Linked DNA regions of Homo sapiens: region 1 is linked to region 2. The links are chromatin loops, found by intact Hi-C in ENCODE. Cell type or tissue: PC-9. All regions are shown on one strand. Each heading gives the region's core, and the rest is flanking DNA. Links, peaks and the distances in the headings are about the cores only.

What was found. Peaks named below come from ENCODE experiments on the same cell type or tissue, not always from the same donor. Only the 100,000 strongest peaks of a DNase experiment are listed, where the experiment ranks them.
Region 1: a loop joins it to region 2, with 2.1 times the contacts of the local background. A loop is called at or near these places in 5 of 110 quality-filtered maps.

Annotation. Positions count from the first base shown.
Region 1 is chr1:219,316,595-219,332,151 of GRCh38, reverse strand. It overlaps a transcript of LYPLAL1 not described here. Among named protein-coding and RNA genes, the nearest start is that of LYPLAL1, 150 kb to the right of the region's middle. RefSeq lists a silencer at 1,111-1,405. In PC-9, for the core only: no CTCF peak of the experiment used is centred there; a DNase peak (open chromatin) is centred at 6,901; H3K27ac peaks cover 1,608 bases.
Region 2 is chr1:219,377,667-219,393,223 of GRCh38, reverse strand. It overlaps a transcript of LYPLAL1 not described here. Among named protein-coding and RNA genes, the nearest start is that of LYPLAL1-AS1, 170 kb to the left of the region's middle. In PC-9, for the core only: a CTCF peak has its summit at 7,207 (motif pointing right); a DNase peak (open chromatin) is centred at 7,243.

The sequences.
Region 1 (15,557 bases), core at 3,240-11,239, 60 kb after region 2:
GGGTTTCAAGAAAGAGGGAGCAGAAGCTGCCAGTTTTCTTAAAGTCTAAGTGTGAAATGACACAACATCACTTCTGCTTCAGTCTTTTCCTTACACAAATTTACAAATCTCTGTAAAATTCTTCCTTTTCCATCTTAGTGAACCTCGGGCTAGTGTTACCACAAATAGTAACTATTAGCATTCTATGCAACCTAGCATTAATTAACAAAGATTCAGAATTCCACTGTGAAATCCCTTAGTAATGCCCCAGAAGCGGTGAGACTCTCACATGATAGCAAGGTGCAGGTAAAAGTCAAGGGAAAGATGTTGTGTGGCCTTCTTCATTACCCACAAAATTGTACCTCTCCAACGCACCACTAGCAGCTCCTTGAGTTACGGCTACAGACTGCTTTTCACCCTACTTGACATTTGACAGTGTGATAGATTGGATTGTTGGCTCCAATACCTAATCTCTCATTGTGTCCGGCCCTTGGCCTTAAGACTTTGTGGTTCTTCCCACTAGAAGTGGAGTGTACTTTATCTGTCCTTGACTTTAGACTCTTGCTTTGGCAACGGCATGTGTGCATAAATGACAGTTGCCAGTTTGGCAAATAGGCATTAGCATTGTTTGTTTTCATTTCCTCTCTTATGCTTCTGCTATTACCATGAGTTAAGTCCTGGCTGGTCCACCAGTCCAAAGAAGATGAGAAATATATAAAGTGGACCCAGTTTTAACACAAAAACGGAGCATTGCTTAGTGAAGACCAACCTGGATCAGCCAACCTCCACCTAATCTGCAGATGTGTGAATGAGAGTAATTGTTGTTTTAAGCTACTGAGTTTGGAATGGCTTATTATGCGACATTATTGTGGTAATAATTGTCTAATACACGTGGCAATACTAAATCACAACAGGAAAGTTTTTCTGTGACTTCAAGCAATGGTTGTCATGATGAAATCTGGGAGTCATAAAATCAAAGAGATCTAACCACCTAGCCAATGCCTGAGATATCTATATTACCAAGTGTTTTTCAAATCTGCCAGACTCAGTGAATTCCCAGCTTTACGGTATACTGGCAAGAGCACAAATGACAAGCCAGAAGGATGAGAAGAACATTTAATAGATGTGTTGAATCATACCTTTACATGATAGAAACTAGCTGAGAAGCCTTTACAACAGCAGGAATACTAGCCAGATTTCTGCCAGTTGCTAATATGTGACTTTGAGCAGATTTCAAAGCCAAGAGGTAGAAACAGAAACTGTGCATTATATAAACAAGGCTTGTTACCTCAGACCCAAAGAGAGCCTTGGTCAAACAACAGTCAATCAATAGTCTTCTCAGCAGGTGGATCACAGATTCATGGTGACAGATGCGAACGCAAAGAATGAGGACATACAGCTTTTATGAGACAAACATGCATATTGCTGGTCAAAGCCAATAATCTCCCTCTCTCTCAACTGTGGAGTAAGTGAAAACATTTTGATTTGGATAAAAGCAATTATTTTGTTGAATGTATTTAGAAGTACGTGTTTATAGGTGCCTTCTTTTTAGCTTAGCATACAATTGAATCAGACATTAGTTGATATTTTTAATATATCAATCATATAAAAGCATTGCTATCTACATGGAAGACAAAATAAGAATTAGTTTGAAATGTAACTTAGGTTCAACACAGAGGCCTTAAAAAGAGCTCACAATTTGATTTAAACTTTTGCTCTAGAAGCAATTAGCATCTAGACAATTAATGTGAAAATTACAGTTTCATTCATTGTCACACAGAAGATGATTATTTCATAAAGCTGAGTCTCTGTTTGGATTTAAAATATTTTTTGCTTGTAGAGCAGCATTAAATATATTGTCTGCAGTATCTCACCCTTATTCTATAGGTTATGTCAACATGAAATTCCTGAAAGTAATGTCAATGAAACATGAAATTAATTTTCTGTGGCTTACTAGCTTTTGCCAAAACAGCAGTCATTTCTTTAAAGTGGTTACTTAAAATGCAGCTATGCTCTGTCTATGGAAAGTTTAATTTTTTTTAGGACTTTGTCCTTTTATGATTACTCCTCACATGACTGAAGGATATCAAAACTCACATGCTTTTGTGACACTTGGTGCCTGAGAGATCTGTAAGCCCATTCCCCAGTGAGGATCTACAGTAAATTTTAACATTTATCTGCTGTCCTCTGCTATATAAATGGCAACTTAGTGCTTTTTATGAAGAAAGAAAGAAGGTCAAAAGATACAGTCATAAATCAGAGGGGGTGGGGGCGAGGAGGAGATTACCAAAATGCTTTGGAGGGAGACAGTTATCCTACTTGAACGCCACAGGTTCTAGAGTTTCCTGCAGCAGTCACAGCCTTTGAAACTCAAGTTCTTTCTATATGCTGTCATAGCTGACCGAGAGAAAGAAAATTGTTCATTGCATTTCCTCTTAAGACCAATCACTTCCTCTCACTCCCATTAAGCATTGTCAGAGTTGGTTGGAGAAAAATGGGTATCACCCCAATTTCAGCAATGAAGGCTCACCGGGCATTCCAGAGAAAACCCACTCATGCCTTCTTTGAAATGCATAATAAAAAGACAAAATAGACACGGCTATTTAGAATGCTTCATTTACTCAAGAAGGAAAGGATTTGTCCACATCTAAAATTTTTTGCATACCTATTTGATTAATGACTTCACAGTTGGGACCCTGGTGAAATGTTTAAGCCAGAAAGAAGGTTCCCAAGAATCTTACACTGTAAGGCATGATTGTCATTGCTAAACGTATGACAAATATTAGGTCAGGATGGAAAAAATCATATTTTATAATTCACGAATCAAAGAGCATTTATTAAGGATACAGTATGATTCAGGTATCATGTTAAGACTTTTCATATTTATGATTTTATTTATTTATCCCTTTGTCCTCATTATAAGGACAGTTCTCTTTTCATTAAGTAGAGTTAAGGAACATTCTGAGGTTACTGCTTCTAAGTGTCAAACCGAGACCAGTACTTAGACATTTTTATCCAATTACAGGTTATGGCAATGGTCAGATCAAATAATTAAGACTAATTTGAAAAGTGTTGAACTACAAAAATGGAGAAGGAACAGAAAAAAAAGAGAATAAAAGAATATTTACATTAATAAATTTACCAAATAACTTCTGCTTTGCTCCAAAAAGGATTGAAAGTTACTTATGAAAACCCCTGTGGTATAAGAAATAAAATAAATTCATTATTAGCAAGAAAAAAAGTTAATAAGGATAGAAAACAAGACACTTATTCATGAATAAAAACATTAAACATAGAACTAGTTTTGCAATTTTAGTCAATCCCAGGTATTCAAACTTAGAATGGTGGAAAGAAGAAAATAATTGCAACAAAAGTACTTTTTGTGTTGGCAAATGATGACATTAGCACTAGTAGTACAAGTGTAATTTTATAATTTTGGTTGAGGTTTCTGGCTTATTGATATAGATACTGTATATAATTTTGATTGAGGTTTATTAATGTGGCTTATTTATATAGATATTGTGCCCCAAGGTAAGGGTGGTTCCATTTGTGAGCGTGTGTATATGATAATTTATTTCTATATCAAGTATCAAAGAAAATGTGTGAGATATCAGTTATGATCTGAATGATGACTCTATCAGACAAAAGAAAAAATCCACAACTGGCCAGTATTAATGAAAAGAAATTGACAATTCTTCTGGTGTGTAGGATAATGGTGGGCACAAAGAGAAGGGAATTCTATTGAATCTTAGATCAGAATGTAGAACAACCAGGTCTAGACTGAAGGCTTACTATCATGTAGAAAGAAAATCATTCACGAAGGGTACATCACCTAGGAAGGCATGGTAACTGCAAGAACAGCTTAGGAAATTTTTCCTAGTCAGAAAGAAAAAGTGCCAAGAAAACTGGATCAGAGAGATGTGCATGAGTGAGAAACCGGAAGTATCGCCAACCCAGATGTCAGAAACTGGAGCTCAGTTTTCATGTAAGAAAGAAGCCAACAAGAGGTATGTTTCCTCAGTTGAACAAGGAAATATACAGAAAAAGTTCAAGTTGGTCTGGGTTAGAGAAGTAAGGACATTTGGGGCAAAACATGACATGTGTAAGCAAACCTTTAGATACAGACAGCAGGAAGTATAGGATAAATATTCTCGTCTTGAAAGAACAGTTTTTAGTTTAAAAATCAATTTTCCTATGTATTAGTCCATTTTCAATGTTGCTGATAAAGACATACCCAAGACTGGGTAATTTATAAAGGAAAGAGGTTTAATGGACTCAGTTTCACGTGGCTGGGGAGGTCTCAAAATCATGGTGGAAGATGAAAGGCACATCTTACATGGTGGCAGGCAAAGAGAGAATGAGAACCAAGTGAAAGGGGTTTCCCCTTATAAAACCATCAGATCTCAAGAGACGTATTTACTACTAAGAGAATAGTATGGGGAAAACTGACCCCATTATTCAATTACCTCCCATGTGGGAATTGTGGGAGCTACAGTTCAAGATGAGATTTCAGTGGGGACACAGCCAAACTATATCACACTATTCCTAGGGAATGATTATAGGGATCATCAACAACAGAATAGTTTCTTTGTTTGGTCCATTTGTCACACTAAGTCAAATAAAATTGCTGATCAGATGAAATCCACTGCCACTACCTCTCGTTCCCCTCCAAGCACCCAGTATCCCATTACTGCCTCCTGATGTTCTGAGCTGCTCCCCCATCTTCATGTGCTTCATTTCTTCAGGACCTCAATTGCCTCGCCATTTCAAATTCTTCTTGTCTTCATTTGCCTAGTCAGTGTTCTTCAACTCACTCTCAGCCTTGCAGACTGCTTGGGCCAGTAGAATACATGAGCAATTAAAGCGAGTTGTGCTGCACCCTCTAACAGCTGGGGGTGGCTAAAGCTTTTCTGCAGCTCTCCACCATAACCCCATTCCACCCAGCCCTGAGGAGGAGAAGCAGTGATGTTGGTGAAGTCAAGGCTGGCTAATGGAGAGCACATCAGTAGAAGGTGTACGATTATGGAAAACTCCTCTGCCTCCTGCTGTTTTTTTGTTTGTTTGTTTTTGTTTTTTGAGACGGGGTCTAGCTCTGTCATGAGGTGGTGTGCAGTGGTGCTATCTTGGCTCACTGCCATCTCCGCCTAATGGGTTCAAGCGATTCCCCCGCCTCAGCCTCCTGAGTAGTTGGGATTACAGGCGTGAGCCACTGCGCCCGGCCCCTGCTGTTGTTTACTGTGCTTTCTTTGCTGGCGACTTCTCAGCATTTTTCTCTTTGGGCTTTGGTTCTCCTTTTACATATTCTGTGCAGATTGTCTATTTTCTTCTTTTTCTTCCCCATAGGCTGATGCAATCCCATGCCGCAACCTGTTTGGTATCCAGAGGAAAACAGACATGGAATGAGAGGCTTAGGGGGAGCAAGAGACACTTTTTCCCCTTGACACTTTTTAAAAGGCTCCTCTTTCTTTAGCTTCTCACTGTCAAATTGATAAGACTTCAGGATTTAAGTTACTAGGGTCCACACTACAGGAAAGGCGCCAAGGAGGCTACTTAATCTAATTTGAATCAAATAGGTAGAAGGAATTTTCTTGTTGATACGGGGCCTTAGGCCACTACCCCGAGTCAAGAATCCCAGAAGGGAATTGGGGATCATGTCCTATATAGTAATAACCTCCACTGGAATTATAATAGACAACAGATACAGAATGAAGATTCAGGGTCCCAGCCATCTTTCCACCTCCTTCCTGGAGGCACAAACTAATATGACATTAAGCCCTGCCAGTATTGCAATTTTCATTCTAACCTTAAGAAAATTCTTGTGGCTGTTTAGAGACCTTTTCATTCAATGCCCCCCCACCCCCCAACCCCCCACCCACCAAAAACAAAAAACCCTCACGAACTAACAAAATGGAAATTTCAGGTTAGTAGGATCAAGATTTGGGAGTCAAAAAGCCTTTAAGGCTGGGCGTGGTGGCTCACCCCTGTAATCCCAATATTTTGAGAGGCCGAGGCAGGCGGGTCACCTGAGGTCAGGAGTTTGAGACCAGCCTGGCTAACATGGTGAAACCCCGCCTCTACTATAAATACAAAAATTAGCAGGGCATAGTGGTGGGTGCCTGTAATCCCAGCTACTCGGGAGGCTGAGGCAGGGAGAATCACTTGAACCCAGGAGGTGGAGGTTGTAGTAAGCTGAGATGAAAATCCTTTAAACCTCCCAAATTGCATCATTTAGGTGATTCCTACTTTACCTACAAATAACACCAATCCTGGATGGACATACCTTTAGGATTGTGTCATTTCTTATATTTCCCCCAAATTCTATAATCCCAAACTTCTTACAGGATTGGTCAGAAGATATGGAAACAATCACCAATGAGAGCCAACACCTCTGCTAAAACTGAGTGGATTAACAATATGTGCTAAGTGGGCTGAGGACATGACTGATTTAATTCACTCAATTAAATCAGAATTCATTCTGTTTCTCACAGGGGAAGGTGAGGTGAGAAGTGAAGTGATGAAGGAAAAAATATGTATGTGGGTGCTTAATTGACTTGTACTCATTTACAAGCTACAACCCATTGTCTTTATTCTTTTCATATGTTTTGAAACTCTTAGAAATTCTCAGAGGAACAAAGTCATATAAGTGTAAAACCATGATGATAGAGTATTGCTATTTCCCACTACTATTAAGTCTACTATAGTGGTCTTCATGAGTCAAGAAAGGGACGGTGCCATTTTTCTTTGCATGGAAATTTTCAAAACATCAGGGAAGGGGTGGTTTAGACAATGTCTCAAAATTTCTTTTTCAGGAGCTACGACTTAACAATGTTGTAGCGAAGGGGAAAGAAGAAGGGGTGGGTATAGGGAGTGAGTGAATCTATATGACAAATCTTGTAGTACAAGTGTTTGTGGTTAACTGAGAAACGCATTATGAGTCAAGCCTTTGGAAAGAGGTGAGTAATTAAAGACAAATGCTATGACATAATCATTTACACGCAGCAGAAAGATTTTAGATTAAATCTGGCCTGACCCACTGCTCGGCAAGTGTTATCATGGATTCTTGAGAGGTATTCATTTATTTACTTTCTAATTTGGCCCATATGTTTTTTTGAAAACAAAGAAGTTTATATTTCCCATAGGAACTAGCCTCAGTCTAGTGATGGTTAAGAAGGTTGGTGTATTTGGGAACACACAGATCTCCTGTGTGCACCATCAAACCCAATGAACAGCATGTCAGCTTGAAAACACCTTATTTGAAAAAAGCCAAGGAGCTTTGCTATAGCACTTTTACTGGAATACATTCTGTATTTAAGGCGGTTACTCTATGCACATTTAGATGACTCAGTGAAACATCAGTTAGAGCAATAACTTGCCACAATAACAAAAATCATATGTACTGACTTTTACTTTGCAACTCTTCAACCTGACCTCAACACACACTCACCAACACACACATACACACACACTATTTGGCTTCATCCTGTATTTCACTCACCATCCATGTCAATCTGATGTCAAGAAACCAGTTTTTGAAGCAAGAGGCAGATTTAGCCTTCTTCCTTCCTTAATCCTAACACTATAATACAAAACATGCTATGTAACTCCAGGAGATGGCTTCATGGTTATCCAATTCCTATTAAATTTTAGCTGCTGCCTTTATTAAATGCAGGAAACACGAGTGCAGAGGGGGAAGGGATAAGAGAGAGGGGCCGAGTCACTACCTTTTGTTCTTTATATTTGGATAGATGTGGAATTGTTAAGGTCAGGCTTTCTGCAGAGTGAAAGGATAGTAAGTACTGTTTGCAGAGCTGACCCAGTTCCTCCAGGCATTTCAGAACATTCTATGAAGGAGCTATACACTCGTCTTTGGAGAAAAGGAGAACTCGTGGTCACACTTATCCCTCCAAAAAGAATGAAGCTTAAAATTCAGGGCCTTTAACCCATAAGTTACAGAGTGAGAATTAAGAATCAGAAACTGGCATCTAGTTTCTTTTCAGGATAATTCTTTCCTAGTAACAACCATCTGGTCACATTCTGTTTTCTTGTAGGGTAAAGAATAAATGCACACTGCAGGAAAAAGGGGCCTTACAGTGGGTAAGAAAGAACCACCATTTGGGAACAGTACCAGAGAGAAACGCACATTTAGACTGGGTAGTGAAGAGAGCATCGGCTTACTAGTCAGTTACCATGTTCCTGGGAGCTTTGATGATCTGCCAAAACATGACAGATGTTCAGAAAGGTAAGGAGACTCAAGTCACTGCCTTTTAATTATTACTATATGGGTGGTTATGGGTGTGTGTTTTAGTATATATGCATGTGTGTGTATATTTCTTTCTCAGTGTTGATAGTATATTTCCATAAATATTGTTATACTGGGGAGATTAAAGCAACTGCAGGAATCCACTGTACTTTTTTCTAAGGTTTTTATTATTGTTTTTGCCTTTGCCCTCTTCCCTTCTAAACTGCCTCGGTTATTATTCAGGCTTATACTATACATTGTTGAACAAATGCCAGCTCTATGGAAACCACAGTTCTCCCTGTCCATGGGTCACTTTGGTACATGTTTCATTTGGAGCAGCCGTAACAGAGCCCAGCTTCAAAGGAGAGAGCTCACAACAGACGTGGGCAGGAATTTCATTATGCCACATGTGACAGGCAGGCTGCTCTGCCCATTTCAGCAATCAACAACCTTGTGGGGCACAGACAGATGAGAAGGGATACCCTACTGCTTCCCTATTTGGCTCAGCCCCTTCCTCCCTAACCTCTTTCAAACTCACCTAATGAAGGCCACATAATGAGACTTCCCTGAGAAACCAGGACTATTGACAGGAAGTCTTTACAAGGGTCTGAATCCACCCACCTCTCATTTTTCTTCCTCTTCATGAGGTCTTTTTTTCCTAGTTCATGTTAGTTTATATTTTCAGTATACTTTCAATTCCATAACTGACCTAACCTTTCCATGTGGTTGCACCTGCAGCTTTTGAAATGTGCATATGGTGACTTTTCCCCAAATGTCGCTGCATCTCAGGGAAGGGCAATTAGTTCCCATGGTTGTCCCGCTGTTTATACATTTAACAGTTCAGTTAGGTCTTGAATTGTTTAGCTAAATAGTTGTGCTTGCTTATAGAAATTAATGAACAAAACAAGGACTGGATTTCACAAGTATCTTTGAACTTCAAGTCTTGCATTTCACACCAGGAAGCCAATTTCCCACAGAACTTTCCTATTTCAACATGTAGAAACAAAGGGAAAAGCATCGCTTAAACAAACTGGCATTTAGAATCCAGCCTTAAAATCTAAAACTGAAACTAACTTAAGATTTTCTAATTTCCCTTTACTGCAGTATTTAAGCATTCAATTTTTACTTTGAACACACATTGATGCTCATGAAAGAACAGGAACAACAGAGGACTGAAAAACTGGGACAGAAAATGGGCTAAGTGAGGAAGTGAAAACACATAGGAATCTTAACCCTTCTGATTTCTTTGTTCTTAGCATCGCACAATTTAAGCTCAGAGATGACCTGTGTAAGTTATCACCTTCTTTACTTCTTAGAAGTTTCAAGTAAACAATTTCTCCTTTTTTGTTTGACTTCTGGAAGAATGCCTAAAAGCATTCAAGATATAACAATAGTTCCCAAGAAAGAAAAAATACATTTCATTATTTATATTCTATAAAATATAGAATATGTTTTATATGAGTTATCTGGTTCCAAAATCACTGTGCCTGAGTTTAATGCTTCACTAAATTGTTCGCCTCATTGTCTTCCAGAATGAATTTACTTTTGACTATTATAAACACCATGTTTATCTGTGCAAGCCAGTATATTAATCACACTGCTGCAGCTCCTACATCCCTTTTAATTAGTGTGGATACATTTATCAACTGAGCAAATGAGAGAGCTGAGAGGTTGCGTTTTAGAGTGAGCTTAAATGACAAGTATATTATAGGCAGGTTGTGTAAGCTCTGATTTTTGGGGTTTCCCAGGCAGTGATGATAAACCTGGCCATAATTGTACTGAGGGAAGTTATAAGACATTGAGGAGGTTCTAACAATGAAAACTGAAGTGAAGAATTTAGGGAAATGCCTTCTTCACAAATATTTCTAAGCCAGTTCTTGATATTCCATAAAATAAAACTAAATATAGGTGTGCTAAATATAGATGAAACTGTGCCTCCATTATGTTCCAGATTTTGTCTAGTTTTATCCAAAGCATTGGGACTCAAGTTCAGCAAGAAATTGTGCTTCCAGTTTCCAAAACTTCAAATATTTTCAGAACTGCTGCTTTGGTCTAGGGTATATTACCCAGTAAAAAAGGGTGTGCCGTTCTGTCACTCTTACTTCCCATTGTAGTTTTCTCTTTTCCTCCTCCTTATGTCTTGAAACAAATCTTAACTTTTATTCCTGGTAAATTCCAAGGAATAGCCCAAGAACCAATCTTGAGAACTTGTCAAACAAATCTGGTTTATGCTATCACTACCTCCTTATTTTGATGGTGCCACTGACCATTTTGGGGTCTTCATGCTACTAAAATGATCCCTTCCTTACACCTTTTACAAAAATTAATTCAAGATGGATTAAAGACTTAAATGTTAGACCTAAAACCATAAAAACTCTAAAAGAAAACCTAGGCAATACCATTCAGGACATAGACATGGGCAAGGACTTCATGTCTAAAACACCAAAAGCAATGGCAACAAAAGCCAAAACTGACAAATGAGATCTAATTAAACTAAAGAGCTTCTGCACAGCAGAAGAAACTACCATCAGAGTGAACAGGCAGCCTACAGAATGGGAGAAAATTTTTGCAATCTACCCATCTGACAAAGGGCTAATATCCAGAATCGACAAAGAATTTAAACAAATTTACAAGAAAAAATCAAACAACCCCATCAAAAAGTGGGTGAAGGATATGAACAGACACTTCTCAAAAGAAGACATTTATGCAGCCAACAGACACATGAAAAACTGCTCCTCATCACTGACCATCACAGAAATGCAAATCAAAACCACAATGAGATACCATCTCACACCAGTTAGAGTGGCAATCATTAAAAAATCAGGAAACAACAGGTGCTGGAGAGGATGTGGAGAAATAGGAACGCTTTTACACGGTTGGTGGGACTGTAAACTAGTTCAACCATTGTGGAAGACAGTGTGGTGATTCTTCATGGACCTAGAACTAGAAATACCATTTGACCCAGCCATCCCATTACTGGATATATACCCAAAGGATTGTAAATCATGCTGCTATAAAGACACATGCACACGTATGTTTATTGCGGCACTATTCACAATAGCAAAGACTTGGAACCAACCCAAGTGCCCATCAATGATAGACTGGATTAAGAAAATGTGGCACATATACACAATGGAATACTATGCAGCAATAAAAAAGGATGAGTTTGTTTCCTTTGTAGGGACATGGATGAAGCTGGAAACCATCATTCTCAGCAAACTATCGCAAGCACAGAAAACCAAACACCGCATGTTCTCACTCAGAGGTGGGAACTGAACAATGAGAACACTTGGACACAGGAAGGGGAACATCACACACCAGGACCTGTCGTGGGATGGGGGCAGGGGGGAGGGATAGCATTAGGAGATATACCTAATGTAAATAACGAGTTAATGGGTGCAGCACACCAACATGGCACATGTATACATAAGTAACAAACCTGCACGTTGTGCACATGTACCCTAGAACTTAAAGTATAATAATAAAATTAAATTAAATTTAAAAAAGGATCTTACTGTTTGCTTGGGTGATTAATCTTGACGATCAAGAAGAAGTTGGATTGCTGCTTCACAGTGGGGACAAGAATTATGGCTGGATTCTCGGGGATTCTGAGGGCGCCTTTTTGTGCTTCCATTCCCAGTAGCAAAAGTTAATGGAAAAATGATAGCAACCAAGAGAAGGCAGGACCAGTATAGATTGAAGGTCTGTGTCATCCCAGCAGGTAAAGAGCAAAATTAGCTGAGATGCTGAATGAAAAGAAAACATGGGACGGAGAATGGAGATAGAAATTATAAACGCTTACCTACTATGACATCCTGACCACTTACAGAAACAAGGACTGTAGCAGACATGCATATTTTCTGTCTTGCGTATTGTGTTGTGTGTTATCTGTGCTATTTTCTCCAGTTTCCTTTACCAATATTTTATGTAAGCGTTATTGTACAGTTGAATTATTTTAAAGATTAGTGTTTAGGTCACAGAATATTCAGGTGGGACTGTGACTGGATTATAAGACTAGTTAACCCCACACAGAGATGGATACTGTGCCTGTTGCTCAGGATGGATATGTTAACTATTGGGACTTGGTATCTTCCCTTTGTGAGAAGAGGATGACAGAGTTTTCATTTTATGAAGGATGGTTGTATCCTGATGTTATTGCTTTATAAAAGTTCAAACACATGTAGAAGGGGGTGAGTCAGTGTGAGTAAACAAAGAGTTGAACAGTCCTGCTTGTTACACTCTTGCCTCTTTCTCCAATTCACCATTCTGTGCTCTGCTCTGTGATGCTGGGTCTGGGACCCTGTGAAGCACATTTCTTTTTTGGCAGGTGGTTTCTGCCCATAAAGGGTACTAGAGATTGGGAAAGAGGAGTGCGGAGAAAAGGTTTGCTCCCTCCTATTTCTGCAGAATCCCCCAGAATTGGCCCTTCGCAGCATAGGTAGTTGGATTCTAGGGGATTTTGGGGGCATTATTTTGTGCTTCTTTTAGCATTTCCAGAATCAGCCTCATGGAATCCTCTCAGCAGTTCCAGTACAGCCAGGAAGCACTCCCCATTCACATCTCACAGATCTGGGTTCCAACTCGATGGGGAAGCTTCCCCAGGCACCACATTAATGGCACTCCTTCTCCACGGGTCAGAGGCTCAGCTATGGGAGGTCTTTCCTCTGAGTTTCTGAAGGGTCTACACAAGCTCTGTCCTCAGAAGTCTGAGTCCAGCTGCCCAGCAACATGCTCTGAGCTTAACTACCATCTCTTCCTTTCTCCTCCAGTCCTTACTTTCTGCAATTACTGTTTCTGTGTTACTGTTTGCTTTTTAGTTTACCAACACCTGTTTAGTTTATGCATTGCATCATATTATCTCTGTTGAAACATGGTTTCTGTTTTCTTGATTGGACCCTGCCTGAAAAAAAAGATAACTGCGATAAAGCCTTTCATTTGAAAAAGAGAAAGAATGGGAAGCAATCCCAAGGGGTCAGTGATCCAAAGCACACACCATCTTCTCCCGGAAAGAAAAACAGGGTTTCTTACCGGCAGTGGAGTAAGTTCCTTGGACAAGCCCCGTCAGCCTCCAACTCTGCACTCTGGAATATTTCCCTGCCCATTTTTCTAGGGACACATTAGGGGTCCTCTCCTTCCTCTTGGTGAGTGTTTGAGGACACGGTAATTTCATCAGGGAATGAGAGCTCCCAAGACTTCATCATTAGCCCTTATCTTTCTCTAAACACAAAATTCCCTAATGACCTTGGTCAAATTGTGATCTTTTACTTATTTAATTCCAAGGACTAGTAATCTAGTCATTATGGGTTGTGGTCTTTGAGCCTAAAATTTGGCATGGATATTTCTATTTTCTAATCAGAGAGCTTCATTCTCTTATTATTAGTATTTATTAAGTACATCCTAGGTAGTAGAAACACAACAGTAAATGACATGTAATCCTTGTTTTATACAATTCACAGTTTGGTGGAGATGAGAAAATCAGACATTTAAATTAGGCAATTCAAGTTGCAATGTGAAGAAGAGATCATGGTTTGGTGGGATGGGGGACTGTGGGGAGGGGTGGGGGTAACACAGGTGTTTGCTTAGGGTGCTAAGGGGATATTTCAGTCTTGATGAGGCAGGGAAGACTTCCTGGGAGAGTGACACTTGAGTTATTTGTAAGAAAAGGAGAAAGAGGAACACTCAAGGTGATGGAAAATTAGAGAAGCATGATAGATATTGATAATAATTGATCCACACAATTGGCCCAAGGGGAGAATCTACTTCCTTTTTTTAATCCCAGAGAAAACGAGCTCAAGCCCATACACATTAGATTAGCCCAACATTCAGTTATCTCCCACTTGCAGTTTTTCATGTTTCTGAGTTTTCTCAAACTCCAAAGGCTTGCACAATCCAACAGAAGGTCAACACTCTGACTTGAACACCCAAGAGTGAAGAGCCTGGGGTCTGATCAGTCTGCTATTGCTTTTGCTTCTTGCTGCCGCTTGGTGACACTGTTGACAACTGGACCTACAGAGTCCACAAAAGATGCTGATAGACCACAGACCTGTTGCTATGGATCTTAAAGGCTGCAAGGTCCATATCCTCAGCACAAGTCCAGTGGAGTGAAGGATGCCTAGGCTAAAAGCATGGGTCTTTTGATCTCATATAAAGTCATTCTCTGAGACGACAACTGCTGCAGGAGTATACTATCAGGATTAAACCAAGCATTTATGCCCTGCAGACCTGAAATTCCTCATCTGTTTTTTCCTTTCTAAGAATTCATACCACTAAAAGTCAAGTAGCTTATTTATTTATTTTTGATCCTGAAAATAGGTTCTTTCTACCCCCTTATTCCTGGGACAATTAGGATAACTGCATACTTTCTCATCATCACCTCATTTTCTTCAGGGTTCATATATATAACTACAAATATATATAGCCCTTTTTTGTTTGGGAACACTGTGTTCAGGGCCTAAAGATTATTTGCTTTTCTAAAGATGGTTGAAGTGACTTCCCTGTACCTCTCTCAGAAGAGAAAGAGAAAAAAAATCCAAGTTAAATATTCAACAGGACATTTACTATAGAAACACTGGAGGGGCTGAAAATAGTTCCTGTGAATGGAATATAGCTATTTAGGTGTTGAAACACGAAATAGTGAAAGATGAGACACCAGAGATACACAGGAAAGTCCTTGCTGACATGCTAAGGAGTTTGGATTTACTTCGGAAGCAATGGAGAATGCATGAAGGATTTAAGAAAATTGACATGAAGTATTTGGATTTTAGAACAGCCACTCTAGTGAGAAAAACTGATTGAAAAGGGCAAGTTTATAAAAATTGAACAACAAATTGAACCATGACCTTAAAAATTTTCCAATTTTTTAAATTATGGTAAAATACCTATAACATAAAATTGACCATCTTGGCCATTTAAAATGTACAGTTTGGTTGTATTCAATACATTAGTAATGTTGTGCATCCATCACTACCATTTCCGTAATACTTTTCACCTTTTAAAACTGAAACTTGATAGCTATTAAACTGTAACTCCCCATTTCCTCCTCCCCCCAGCCCCTAATGATCACCATTTACTTCCTGTCTCCAACATTTTGAAAACACTGAGTACCTCATATAAGTGGAATGATAAAGTATTTGCCTTTTTGCGACTGGCTTATTTCATTTAATGTAGTGTCTGCAAGATTAATCCACATTGCAGCCTATATCAGAATTTTGTTTCTTTTTAAGGCTGGATAATATTCCACTATATGTACATACCACATTTTTGCATATACATTTGACCATCAATGGACACATGGGTTGCTCTCACATTTTAGTTATTGTAAATACTGCTGCTATGGACA
Region 2 (15,557 bases), core at 4,075-12,074:
TCCCCAGGCCTCTTCATGGCCATCTGTTCAGACTCCAGAATCCAGAGGCTCAAAACCAAAGACATAATCCCGCCATAAGATATGTGCAAGGCTTTAGGGGAGCCCAGTAACCAACCCTTACAGCTTTAGCTCAGAAAAATTAAGCAAGTATCAAAAATATCACAGAAGCAACAGTTTTATGACCTTAAAATATCTAGCAGAGAAAGTATAAATCTGTCTGACCAATAGACCCAAGCAAAAATACCTAAATTAAATTCTGAGGACATTCTTATTTTATTTTTCCAACAATTTAAAAACTAGCTTTATTTTTCAAAGATTATCTTAGATTATATAAAAGGTATCTGAGTTAGTTTTATTTTATTTATATAGATATTTTATCTCCAAGAAAGATCTTGGGAATATTGTTTATTATCAGAGATCAATTTTATGGAGGCTGTGGGCTCAATTTTAGCTCTGAATGTTTCCAAAGTTCATCTGGGTAAATAAAATATCTATTTCTGTTAAAACTTGATTTTATAAGGAAATACATGGATGAGGATAGAAGAAAATTAAGAAGTCTGTTTAAAATAACCAGCTGAATATCATAAAGCCTTATTTTGGAGATTAATTTTATTTAGGTGACTTTTAACATCTGTTTCTTAACTGTATTGCTGAGCTCAAGGTGGGGCTCCCATAGCTTCCAAGTACGCATACGACACCTATCAAGAGTCAGGTCATGTTTACAGCTCCAAGATTCCCTTGCCCATCATAGCTAATGACTTTTCTTACACCAAATTGCCACTTACTGTCAGTTTCTGTTAGACTCAAGCAGAAATCTGAGACTTAAAATTTTAAATATACAAACAAATGAGGAGGATGGAAGGCTGGATTTTGCCTACTGTAGTAATAACCTTTCATTGCAACCACTGTCATTTACTTTAAAATTACAGCTCTTGCCAGTGACTCATTAGTTCCTGCACATCGAGGATCAAGTGTTGGCTCACAGTATAAAGTGACTCTTGGTATCCCCAAAAGACAAAGCGATCAGGGATCTCAATGTAAAAGACAGCAGCACCTCTGACCTGAGAGGAACCTACTCACGACTCTTGGGGCTCCCTGAGGAAGACAGATGACCCCAAACAGGGGAGTCTGAGATGCTTTTTTTGTGTTTCTCAAGGGGTTTCAGTGCTGCTAGAAGGCCTCCCTAGGTACCTTTATGGGATAGCCAGAACACTGATGCTTTGTCTTAGTAATTTTATATCCAGTGACCACCAAATGAAGGAGGTAGAGGCTTGAATGGGGAACATATCAATGATTAAAGAGAACTGGATGGACAATCAAATGTGTCAAAAGGAAAGAGGTGCAGAAGTTAATAAAAGTGCAAGTCTTAGAGAAGCCAGTTTGGGGAGATCTTAAACTTCCCAAAATGCCAGTGAAGTTCTAGTTGGTAGGGGTTTGAGAAAAAAGAGTTCAATAGACTGAGGAGTTCCCAAGAGTAGAAACAAAATTCAACAGAAAGAAATAGAGTGGCTTTAAAAATATATAGCTTGAATATCAGTTCCTATTGTGCTGACTTTTTATCACAGAACTCTTAAAAAAATCTTCTCAAATCTCTCATTATCAGATTTCAGTGAGACAAAGAGAAAATAGTCCTGGCTTAATTTTTTTTTTTCAAGCTAAATGTATCTACCAATTGACTCAGAACCAAAACCAATAAGCCTCCTTTGGTTAACCAAAAATGCATGAGATGTCTCCAAAGAGGTGTGAAGACACAATCTTCTCAGAATCAAACAGCCTCCAAAGACAACTAAAAGCAAGGAAGATTTAGACAATGTCTTGAGAGATGGCAACAGTCTGTATTTTAACTTTTTATGATGGTCCCCCACAACCTTTTGCTTGGCTGTCTGCATATGCAGGCTTGACAATCTGCATGCCTGTGACAGGTGGCAAGCTGAGCCAAGTTCTCAGGTCACAAAATGAGACAAACAGGAAAACGATAGCAGTCCATGGAGGAGAAAGGATCAATAGCAAATGGGTACCCACAAATGTACACAAGAGTCACAATCCAAGCAAATAATATGCTTTTGCCAAACTGAATTTGGAAAGGAAGAAATAAAGACAAATTTTTACCTTTTATTCTTGACCAGGCACTGCAGGTAGAGGGCTGAGAAAACTGACTTCGGTAAAAGATTTTAACCTTTTGTTGTTGGCTTTTTGTCAGTTGTCCCAAGACTTTATTTGTAGGCTCTGGAATGCATCAGGTGTTTCAGTCATCCCATTCTTGTTACAAGAACTGTAGAGATTGAAAAGGGGTGATACATTTTCTCCCCATTATAAAATGAGGTGCAGAAGTTAATATAAGTGCAAGTCTTAGGCCAGTTTGGGGAGATCTTAAACTTCTCAAAATGCCAATGAAGTTGCCACCCCTATAACAAAAGACAGCTAAAAAGATAAAAAGGTAACAAATTTATTAAGGTGCATAATGCATGCAAGTCATATAAATAAATATGAAAAACTCAAGAAAAGGGCCAGATGGTTAATGCTTAAATGCCCTCTTCATTGGGAAGGGGAAATATGCAGAGATGTAAATAAATGAGCAAAAAGACCTAACAGGTTTGTAAATGATTCTCTTGATGCTGAACGGGATCAAAGGACAAACAATAGCTTGTGGACAAATTATGGAAAGGGCAAGAATAGAACTGCATTGTCGGCAAAGGTCGTCATATTATGCAGATACAATTCCCTAGCTAATCTTATGGAACTGCCCTCAGAAGAATAGATGGAAAATCTGTCTGGTTGTGATGATGACTCCCAGTCCCTTCTCTTCTCTGGTAGTTAATCTTCCTTGGTTATTTAATGAGATTTTTAGAGAGGGGATTTTAAGACAATTGCATTTCTTTTAGAAGAAGTTTTCTCTGTCTGATAAAGGAACTTCCAGAGAGAGCCCCTCCTGGTGCTCTGGAAAAGAAAAAGGATCAGAGAGATAGGAAGGCAGGGAGAGACTTTGAGGCTGCTTGTTTAGTATAGCATGTCAAAGCGCCATATTTGGAGGCTTCATTTTCTGAGCCTCAACCCCACTTCTGTCATTTACACAGTGTAGTCAGTATTTTCCTGTTTAGCTTCCAGGCTTATGGGAGACAAAATGAAGCCTAGAGACTACAAAGCATTTTGTGACACATAGAACAAGAACCAAATGTAAAAATTGTCCAATCCAATACTAATTTACTGATGAGAAAGTGGCAATTCGGGAGCATTAAGTGAATGAACTAAAATCAAATGATAAACAAGTATACAGATATTGAGGTCTTCTAATTTCTAGTTCAATAATTTTCAATCTATGCAAATCTGGCTTTCTACAGTGGAAAATATTGCTATTAATTTTATTGCAAATATTGCCTTTATCATCCATTCTTGATAATTATATATTAGGTTGGCACAAAAGTAATTGCGATTTTTGCCACTAAAAGTAATGGCAAAAACCGAAATTACTTTCACGCCAACCTAATATAACTGACTCAGAGAGACTATGGATGGCAAACATCAGTTATACATGGTAGATTACAGTTCTTCATTGGTATTAATCTAGCTAATGATGAAGTTCAGGACATGACAACCCAAAACATTCTGCTTTAGCATAAGGGTTATTCTGAGCCGATTACTTTGGCAAATAGCCAGCCCAGGAAAATCTCTGAAGACAAGAGTAAAATTTTCCCCTTTTAAGGGGCAATTTACATTTATAAAGGCAATCTTCATTTGTAAGGGTGTCTCCTTCTCTGCACCAGGAAGAGAAATATAACTTTAAATCTCCATCTACAACTCTTATCAATGGAGAAGGCACAAACTTCAGTCTGAATAACAAACTCCACCCTTGTTTAAGATGCTTTTCCTGGCCATTTCCTCATACTCAGGCCTTCCCCATACTCTTGTGTTTGCTTCAGCAAATCCAATGGAATCTTTGAAACTAGAAAAGACATGTATCAAATAAGCCACTTTATATTTATTCCAGGAAAAGTCTGACAAATGCATGTTAGTAATGACTTGAAATCTCACCTTTACATATTTCCTGCATGTCTGAATTATTAACAAAGATAGAGCCAGAATGAAAAAGAATGAATAAAATTCAATATTTTCAATCATATTCTTTCATTTGAGAATACATTTTATACCAAATGCATTTAAAATCAGATTTATGGCCTACTTAAATAGTGAAAATAATATTTTAAATGTGTAAAGAAACTCTTTCTCCTGGATAGATATGTGAAGAGAAAAATGTCAGGTGTGGAGTAGCTGTGTATTCTAGTCCACAATCCTATTAAGAAGTTGCAAACCACATAATGAGTTAAGGAAAAACTATTAAAAATTAGAGATATTTTGAATAAAGGAGTAGTCTCATCAAGTAATAATGAACATACTCCTTATTTGAGAAAAGAGAAATGTTTGTCAATACATCTCTATAAAACCTAGATTTTCCCTTAATGTTCATCAACACCTGCAGGGAAGCCAATGACATTTTGTGCTTTTTTTGTTTTTACTGATATTTATTTATTTATGATCTTATGTTCCAGAGCATTCAAGGAGACAAACGGTGTAGTAGACAACTTTTGGGGTATTTGCAGTATTCAATGCCTCACCCACAACCCACACAAACATCTTGCTGACAGAATCGAACCCTTCCAGTCACAGCTGATTGAAAGAGGTGTCCCACTAGTTTTGCCCAGTGATAGACAGTCCTCTCTCTCTTTTTAGAGTTTGGAATTGGATAAGGAATATTAGACTCTACTAGTCCTGTGAACTGAAAACACATAAACTCCAGAGCTATAATAACAACCTGTAACTTATGCGTGGAGGCAGAGGAATAAGTGTACAAGGAAACGTGAATGAAACCAAAACATGGAGAGACTTAAAATGAGAGAGAGGGAGAGAGAGAGAGATCCTGCCATTGGGATCTCTGAGAAAGTCTGTATTTTTAATAGTAATTTTCTTCCCTGATTGCATGGTCTTGCCAAGAAAACACTCTCCATATGAGGAAGCATTGAATTTTTTCACTCAACAAATATTTCCTGAATGCTTACTATGTCTAAGGCACTGTGCTATGTGCAGGGCATGAGCAAATGGACAAGGTAGACATGATATGGAGCTCATAAACTGAAAGACTGAAATTAATGGGGTAATTAGTGGAGGAGGTAAAACATTTGCTGTGGACATAATAATAACACCACCTGATCCAGCCTAGAGGTATTGGGAAAGCTTTTCATGAGGTAGTGGTGTTTAGGCTAAGGCTGATGGAGAAAAGTACAGAAATAGCAAGCATCACCTGTGTGTGAATTAGAACCGAATCTAGGTCATTTTTCAACTGTAAATACCAAATACTTCTGGGAAAGAAGCATATTAAACCATTCTGTTTCCACTCATAAATTTTCACAGGTAATTTAGACAGTTAGAAGAACAAAGAAAGAAAACCAAGAGTGGGAATGTCATTTAAAATGAAAGTGAAGAGCAACAGACATATTCCCCACCATCACATCCCAGTGATTCATGATTCTAAGCATCTGTGAATTTTTTCCAAACTCAGAATTTAAAGCAACATTTCAGGTGTTGAAGACAACCTTCGTAAAAATAATTTGACCTCAGGAGAGTTATTATCTCTATGTTGGATGAACGAAAATTATAGAAAACTGAAGCTTGCCACATGGGATACAGAGCAAGAATTAGATTTCATCTTAAGGGGAACTGGCTTCAACTTGATAAATCAGCTAATCAAAGGTCTTGGTTAAATTTTAGTTTCCTTATCAACTGAAAGCAAGGCTTTTCAGAGCACACCATCTGTGTAAACACAGCAGTTACAGGTGAGGGGAGACAGCTTCCTCTCTGGGCAAGAGTCTTTGTTTAATTTCTTTCCTTTTAATTATGGCTCAGTTAAAGGACATGTACATATAAAATTTTTCTACCTACATTTTATTTTAACAAAAATGAGACTTATAGCTTTAAAATGCAATATGAACATTAATAATTAGGTAGGTAAGTGTAGTCAGAGAGCATGCCAGGCAGGAGCAGCTGAATGAAGACCCCAAGGCAGGAAAGAATGTAAAATGTTATATTTGGACAGAGGAGCATGTGGGGGAGAAGGGGAAGAGAGACTGGAGAGATAAGCAGTGTCCAGATTATGCAGGATTTTGAGACCATAAAAAGAATATGGAAATTTATCATAACAGTCATCAAAGATTTAAAGCAGAGAAATGGTATGATCAGGTCTGCATTGTTAAAATAGTGGATTAGGGGATAGATACAGGAATATTTGTTAGAAAGTGATAGCACTGGTTTGTATGGCTTGGGTTAGGCTAGTGATGATGGTTAAAATAGATAGAGGGAATAAATTTGAAAGCAATATCAGAGGTGGAATTTATTGACTTGATGATTATGCGTCCCAAGAAGGAGGAAAATTCAAAAAGATGGTCGTGTTTGTAGGTTGTCATTTGCTTTGATTAGAAACACAAGAAAGGGGGCAGATTTGGGTTAAGTTCACTTCTGTTTCTATTGAGCTTGAAGCTCTTATGAGACATCTAAAAGGAAGAGTCTAAGAAAGAAGATCTGGGTACAATTTTTAATTTAACATTTATTAGTATATATCCTTGAGATGTCTTAAGATTGTACAAAGTCAGAAGAGAAGAGGCCTCAAGTTGATCCAAGGTTTAAAGGTCCAGTATAGGGGGAAATTAACAAAGGAGACTAAAAAGCAACAACCAGGAAAGAGAAGAGAGCCACTGGGAGAACTCTGGCTATATGGCCACACATTTCTAAATAATTCCTGGCAACTTAGGAGGAATCTCCAATTCCTCTTCAAATTTCAGGGAAATATATTGGTTATGATAAATCAGCCATCAGTCAGTCATACAGCTAGTTTTCTGACGGAATAGTGTTAGAATAATGGTTCACTTTCTCTTAATGCAGAACCCTCTCTTCTCTACAGTAATCCAAAGGCCATTGTTTACTGGTTCTACCCAAAGATTTGTCAGAATGTCAAGGAAAGGGTGTAACACTCTGGAAGAATAGAAATGTTAAATGGCAACTGGCAGAGGAGGTAGGCTTCCCATTTTACATTTGAGCTAGAGAAATACACCCAGAAAGCTCTGCCGTCTCCCCTCTGTTGCCCAGTGGTAATGTGAGATGACTGAATTTTTCACCTTTCCAGGCAAAGCTCCGGACATTGCATGCTTGGAGTCCCCCATCCACTAGAGGGCTCTCACCACACAGGTGATAGTTTGGAGGTCTCAGGGCCTACAACAATGTGTTTCAAAGGCTATCTGTGAAACTAGTGTAATTTTGTACAGTTCAGTCATACAATAGAGTTAGTGTTAGAAACACTGACTGAGAAAAAAAATAGATGAAGCAATTATATTTCTCTCTGCTTGGAAGTCTTTTCCCAACTGTATGTAATTTATACAGGTTGGCAACCTACAAAATTCTTTGTTAGCAAATTACAGCGTGCAATTACATCTTAACTCTGTTTATCTTTATTTCTTTACCCTCTTGTTCCTTCAAATAATTTCATCCTTTCCCCCTTCTTTTTAAAGCTTGCAAAGAGAAAAAAGAAATTAAACTAATGCAGAATATGGGAAGCTTTCCTCTTTATTGCCCTTCCCCTTGCCCTACTGGTCTACCCCAAACACTTTTTTCTACAAGCTTCTTAACAAATATAGACATAATATAAAATTATTTTTAGAGTCCAAAATGAGGACTCGTGCTATAACAGTGGAACACTGCTTTAAAAGTGACATATATTATCACATATATTGTGCTCAAATACCTCAAGGATAGGCCAACTATTTCTAAATGCATTAGATTTTGAACCCATCTGTTGCAAACTTTTGAACAATTTTTTGAGTGGCTTTGGGATTCAGACTAAGGTATTGGGCTGGAGGAACTGCAAGAAGCAGCCCTGGAGTTTAGCCTTCCACTCTATCTCAGAACTGAACCTATTGGAATCATGCCATGGTATTCCTGGGTATAGAAGTTCGATTCTGGCAGAGTTTTTTTCTTTGCCCAATGGAAGGTGTATTCTCCAGGCATAGAGTGCTTTCTTTTCAAAATGAGTTGATTCTGCCTTGTATCTAAAATGTTTAAAATCCCCAGCAGATCTCTGGAGGGCATATTTACAGCCAACTTATAGGTTTACTGACCTCCCCCACCACCACCTGCAGAACATTACTGGGAGAAAAAGCCCACCAATAGTCAAGTCATATAGTCTGGACGATCCAAGATCCGTAGAGTCTTATTTGGACCTGTTGTACAACCAAAAGTATGTGGGAGTAGAGAATTACTACGCAGTCTCTTTCCTCATTTGTTGGCAATGAAACAGAATCACAGTAATTATATCAGAATGCTCTGTAGTCTCTGGATGAGCTATATATATTTCTGTTTGATGAATTTCTCCTTATTTTATCAATGCCAGGTTATTTAGGAATGCTGCTTCTGTATATGTCATTTCCATACATATTTTATGACAATAAAACAGATCAAACAATACAAATAAATTCGACTGATTTGTGTTTATTAAACTCCTTACAACATGTGGTATTATACTATACTTGACAGCACTTTAAATATTCAGAAAATGTGTTTCATGTACTTTTTTTGATCAAAGATCATAATCAGACATCCGACCTAATTTGTGGATTTTATTCTATACATTTTAATTCAATCAATTGACATTACCTTTGATCTGAGATGATTCTACACTAAACAAGAATATATAAACAGAGGGATCAAATATCTTCACCTAAAAACCACTGCTGGAATGCCTCCCAAATGCTTCTTGATTGCCAACAGAGGTATCATTCAAATGTAGTTTGAGGGACATGATGGAGAAGAGCATTTGCTATAATTGAAACTGCAAGTGGTTATTCTTTGTTAATTACAGTGCAAATACAGAATTTTAAAAACTGGCAAGAGTATCACCTCTCAACAGTTTCCTTTACCCATTAGAAGCTTTGCCATTAGGATAATGGGTGTCTAAGGAAGATTTTTCTATTTTGCCCTATCTGTTTTACTGCTCTTCCTTTTCCCATAAATGAATCACAAGAATTTGGAATCACTGGTAAAGATGAAAATGGATGTTCGCATTTCTAACTTTGACCTCACTTCTTCACAGAGTTTTGTTCATTTTCAAGTGAAACTTGTCTTATAAGACATATGGGCTGTGAAGGAGAGGAAAACAGTAGGGAAGGAGAGGGGAAGGTTGGCTGGGAAGAGGAGGGGAGTGGTGAGATACCATCCCAAGAAGCCTTTTTACTTGAAGAAAATGCTATAGCCCTAACAGAAAATGAACTATATGTAAACAGAAATGACATCATAAATCACTTCTCTTTTCAGTAACGTCCAAAGCTGCAAGGTCTGTCTGCCTCTATCTATTCTAAATCAAGCTCACGTTGAATATTCCACTTGCTTTCTCTGCCAAAGAGAGAGAATCTCACGATAAATACACACTGATTTGGTCAGTGGAATATATGCTACTATGAAAGTTGAGACAGTTTGAGCAGTAATGAACTCTGGAGTTATGCCATTTATAGTTCTTTGTGTTTTTATTAAATATTATGCATGGGTTCTTGTATTTGTTTCAATATAATGTTATGGTGAACTACTGACTGAATGTATCTGTTTGCCATGTGGGTTATAGGCATCTGTTGAATATTAGGGAATGTAATTCAAGTGATTTGCCAAGAGCTCCATCAGAGATGTGGCCTGTGCATATTTCTGAGTTGAGAACACCACCTGAAGTATATTGACCTGTGGTAGTGCAGTGATACATCTGAGCCAGGAAGCACAATGACCAGCCCAATTAGTTAAAGTGTCATAAATATGCCACTACATTTCTCATTTATCACAAGTCCAATACAATTTCTTATATTTCACTTTCAAAGCTTTGAAATATCAACTCAAACTATCTGTGGATTTGGTGCTTTTCATATCTTAGGACCAAAGGGACTGACTTGAGTTTTGAGTAGAATATAAAGTGAAGAAGTAAATGTTCTTAGGACAAGTGAATATGCTTTAGTGGGAATGATCTGTAATTCAAGACTTTCCTAGACTAGAAAACAATAGTATGATAGTCTGGAAATTGACATGAGGTCTACATGGAACCACGTAGTGAGCAGCTATTGTTGTTTTGTTGTTGGTTTTTGACTTCATGAACAGTCCAGATCACTTTTCTAGACACATAATTTAAGAAATCTACATATAATTTGTTGATTTCATGTTTTTATAATACTATCAGATAGATGCAACTATTAACTGATCCGGACAGAAAAAATATTGCACCGAGTAGGTGGGCATTTTTATGCCATCTTTGTTTGGAGTTGGCCATATTTTTTGAAAAAAAAAACAAAACAAAACTTTTTTTAATGTAAATGTTTTCTATTTCTCTGATTTGTAGCTGGGCGTAAATACAAGTTATAAAAATCATGTTTTAAAAATGAAATTTAATTTTTATGTGGTTTTCTGCCTGGGTGGTTTATTTAAGCATTATGTGGAATGAGATGGTGGGTAGTTTTAAAGTATAAGGGTATTTAAAAATATGTGGCAACTTGGGCTGGGTGCAGTGGCTCATGCCTGTAATTCCAGCACTTTGGGAGGCCAAGGCTGGTGGATCACGAGGTCAGGAGATCGAGACCGTCCTGGCTAACACGGTGAAACCCTGTCTCTACTGAAAATCCAAAAAAAGGTTAGCCGGGCGCAGTGGTGGGCGCCTGTAGTCCCAGCTACTCAGGAGGCTGAGGCAGGAGAATGACGTGACCCCGGGAGGTGGAGCTTGCAGTGAGCCAAGATTGCGCCACTGCATTCCAGCCTGGGTGACAGAGCAAGACCCTATCTCAAAAAACAAACAAACAACAAAAAAAGTGGCAACTTGGAATGCAGTTTGCAATGAGGAAAAGCTTTTCTTCACCATGAGTCTAGCTTTCCCTGCCATGAAGAGTGGCCACAGATTGAGACTTTCCAGTTCTTTCCTGACTCTGTAGAACTTTGTATTCATTTTGAAGGAAACACTGAGATGTAGAGTCAGATTCTTCATCCAGAGAGGGCAACCTTATACAAAATTGTGAAGTGGACTTCATATACTCAGACTGCTTTCCTCCCTGACTGTGTCTCTTTTTTGCACCAACACACCCTGGACAATAGGCACCTCATGTGCCAGTAAGGTATTCTTGTCAGAAAGGAAAGATCATCTAAACATCCATTCCTAGCTAAGCCAGTGCAGGCTAGATCTGTTTACCTTTTCCTAGCAGAGAAGAAAGGAGTGGGGAGCTGCCTAGAAGAGGGCAATCCATACAGATCCATACAGACCATGTGATTTCCTGTACCATAGCTCGTATTGTACTGTGTTGTCTTTTCCCTGATGAACTGTGGCCTCTTCATGTGTTGAATCCATGACTTAATCTTTTTTGTATCTTTAGTATCAGCACATGATCAAGATTAAAGTGGGACTCCATTAGTATTTGAATGAATGAATGAATGAATGATGCATAATATTAATTTCAGATATAAATCTTCTTAGTCCTTCTCAAATGCCTTTAAAAGGGCACTCTCCTATTTTGTGTTCTGCATGCAACCCTCCCTGTCATTCCAATGTGAGGACTCAGCAGAATCCATATCACTAAGCCACCTATGGCCCACTCTATTTTCCTGGCCCAGGGAAAGAATGTGTCAGGAATGTGAAGAAACTATTTTCTATTTTGTCCCCACTAAGAGCGTATATATGAGTTTTCTCTTGGATAGAAAATAGAGACCTTATGTGAGTCTACATGACAGCCAAGAAATTGTTGTGAAGAAAATGGGCTGATTGGGCTTGTGTTAGTCCATTCTCATGTTGCTAATAAAGACCTACTTGAGACTGGGTAATTTATAAAGGAAGAAGGTTGAATGGACTCACAGTTTCGCACAGCTGGGGAGGGCTCACAATCATGGCAAAAGATGGAGGAAGAGGAAAGGGACTTCTTACATGGCAGCAGGCAAGAGAGCATGTGCAGGAGTGCCCCCTTTATAAAACCATCGGATCTCATGAGACTTATTCACTATCACAGGAACAGCATGCGAAAACCCACCCCATGATTCATTTACCTCCCACCCGGTCCCTCTCATGATGCGTGGGAATTATGGGAGCTACAATTCAAGATGAGATTTGGGTGGGGACACAGCTAAACCATATCAGAGCTGATGCTGGGTTCTCATGTCTTCATCTTCTACAGTTTATTACTTTTGTTTCCTCTTTGATCTGACATTTGTTTCTTGTCATACAGAGCAAGGGTTGGCAAACTATGGCCCCTGGGTCAAATTCAGCCTGGTGCCTGTTTTTGCATAAATACAATTTTATTAGAACACAGCCTCTCCCATTTGTTTTCTCACTAGGACCAACAGGGCCGAGTATTTGTGACAGACACCCCATATGCTCACAAAGAGTAAGATATTTACTTTATGGTCTTTTATATAAAAAGTTTGCCAACTCCTGAAATATAGCAAATACGGTATCAAGATATTTATATTGCCTTTTGACTTCTTTAACCAGATCAAGGAAGATTTCAGACCATTGTGCAATGCTCAGACAGCCCATGATCAAATCCTAGTTTCACCTTCGAGGCAAGTTACAGCGGCATCTGTGGAAATACCTGCTTAGACCTTCTCCAAGAAAACCTGCCACAAGGGCATAGTTGGCTGACAGCTTCGAATCCAGCACCAGGCTGGTGTCAAGATCACACTTCCCTTGGGATGCTCCCAGCAATGACTGTACATGACAAGACTAATGGTGCCAACACAGCCCTCCCTCCCCAGGACTCTTCCAATGAGCATGTTTGTTTGGGGACTCCCATTGGCTTGTGTAAAGCTACGCCAACTGTGCCGTGGTCTGGGGCTGTTTCTATTCATCCTTCCTTCCCTCTCTCCTTTTACAGCGTCCCACCCACACCATGGTCTGAAGATTCTCCCTGACGACTCCTGCTCCCTTTCTTTTAGTTTTCACAGGCATTTATTCGATAAATCTCTTGCAGTTCTAAGCCTGTTTCAGATTCTTCTCCTCACAAGACCCCAACTGACACATTATTTAACTCCTCTGGGCTTTAATTTCCTCCTTATAAAAGGATGCTAAAGATGATAACTATATCATAGAGTTTCTGTAAGGATGAAGTAAGTATGGTAGACAATATTTTTGGCATTGTTTGGTACAGTTCGTGGTGTCCATCCACATATACCCTTTACTGCCATGGCCTTTGGGATGGCCCCCAGCCAGTTCCTGCCTTTTGGGCCTCCTTCCTGCCTCTTCTTCACCACATTATGACTGCTCACTGAACCTTGTGCCCGTGGGCATGTTTTCTTCTCCTTTAAGCTTCTTTAAAAATTAACAATAGGTCTTTTCAGTGAGTGATTACAGCAACAGCATCCTGAAAGAACTGACATGTATGAAATAATTTCTTACTTGTATAGCATGCACTTCCATTAAGGTAGTCTCAAACAATTATCTGTCCAAATGAATAATAAAATGGAATGTAAAGGGACTTCTCATCCCACTCACCATTATTAATATTATTATTTTTTCTTTCTAAGACATAGAAATCACTGCATAGAGGGCAAAATAATTTAGGTCCAAAAATGCAGTCCTGTCCTGGAACTCCTGAGAATGACTTTGATGAGACATTTCCTGAGACCCAACAGAGACCCTCCTGAGCCTATCATGAATGTCCTTAAGCTTGTCATTTCAAAGTAGTAAAAACTCTATGCCCCCTTTAGAGCTAACTGCAGCAAAAACTGCTTGAAGTCTTGCCAAAAAGTGATTGAATAACTTAAGCAAGTGAAGAGACAGTTTGCTTCTCCCACACTGGGACAATGTACATCTGGTCTGAGGTGGCAGAAGCAGTGCTGTTCCAGGAGTTCTGCTTCCACCTTTCCCTCCTCGACCCCAAGGATGAAAGATTATTCTTGGGTTATGCCTTTGTATCCTACATTTTGCCTAAGGCTACTCAGCAACCAAGTTGGAGCAATGACATTGCTGATGGTTGGTCAAAAGTTTGAAAAATAGTGAATTAGAGGTTAACAGAAGTCACCAAAATCCCCTTAGGACATTTGTTGCAGACATACTTATGATTTACTGGCAAATATTACGGTTAAACTTAAAGTATAGGACAAACATACATAATATATATATAGAGAGAAATGTTAAAATGAAATATATTCTATGTTGCTAGTTGGCCTCCAAGCAAAAATTGAAATAGTATGAATTATGAATTTGTGTTTTCCTTTAACAGATCAGCATTTAATGGTGAACAAGCTCTCCCCCTTGGTAAAGTGATTACTGGGCATTGGCTTGTCAAAACTACTTACTGCATGAGTTCAGAACTCAAAAGCTCTATTAAAGTTCCAATTAAAAATATATTGTCTATTGTCTATCTTTACTCTCCTCCACCTCCCCTCAGCCTTTATAACCCTTTGGGTCTCTGCTGACCAAAAGGCCCTTGTGTATATTCTTAAATATTCATGCTAAAGCACTCCATGTCTCATTATGCCCTCAGTGATTTCCAAGAGCAGCAGTGGGCTTCATCATTTAGCCTCTGGGTCTCTGAGTATGTAGCTTCCTCGGATGGAGAACCTTCTCTCCACCTCCCCTGACCCCCATTTTCTTTTTACTCCCATCCCTACTCACCTCCACTACCTTTGCTTGAATAACAATTTTTAATTTCCTTGCTGATATGGTTTGGCTGTGTCCTCACCCAAATCTCATCTTGAATTGTAGTTCCCATAATCCCCATGTGTCGTGGGAGGTAATTTAATCATGGGGATGGTTATCCTTATGGTGTTCTCATGATGGTGAGTGAGTTCTAATGAGATCTGATGGTTTTATAAGGGGCTTTTCCCCTTTTGCTCACTCTTCTCCTTGATGCCACCATGTGAAGAAAGATGTGTTTGCTTCCCCTTCTGCCATGACTGTAGCTTTTCTGAGGCTTCCCCAGCCATGCTCAACTGTGAGTCAATTAAACCTTTTCCCTTTATGAATTCCCCTGTCTCAGGTATGTCTTTATGAGCAGCGTGAGAACAGACTAATACACTTGTCCTTCCTGACTTCATCCAGCTAACACTTTTCTTGAGAACTGTTTTGGACCCTTTTTGCATGAAGCAGAGATCTCATTTGGTCTACACCAGAGGTCAGCAACCTATGGCCAAATCCTCCTCACCATCTGTTTTTGAAAGTGAAGTTTTATTGGAACATAGACATCCCCATTAGTTTATGTATTGCCTATTTCTGCTTTGTTGCTACAGTTGCAGAATTGAATTAGTTCAGACAGAGACCACATGGCAAAGCCACAATATTTACTCTCTGGCCCTTTATAGAAAATGTTTGGCTATCTGTGGCCTACACCTTTAGGAAGCTGGGTGTCTTTGAGTTTGGAACTTCATATGAAAAATTACGAATTTGTGATAGAGAACAAGATGTAAGAGTCGGGTCATTAAAATTTTAACTTTGCAGTTTCTTTAAATAAAAAGAAAAATTATTACTTAAATAATGTAATTTATAATAATTTGATTTACAATAAATATTTTAG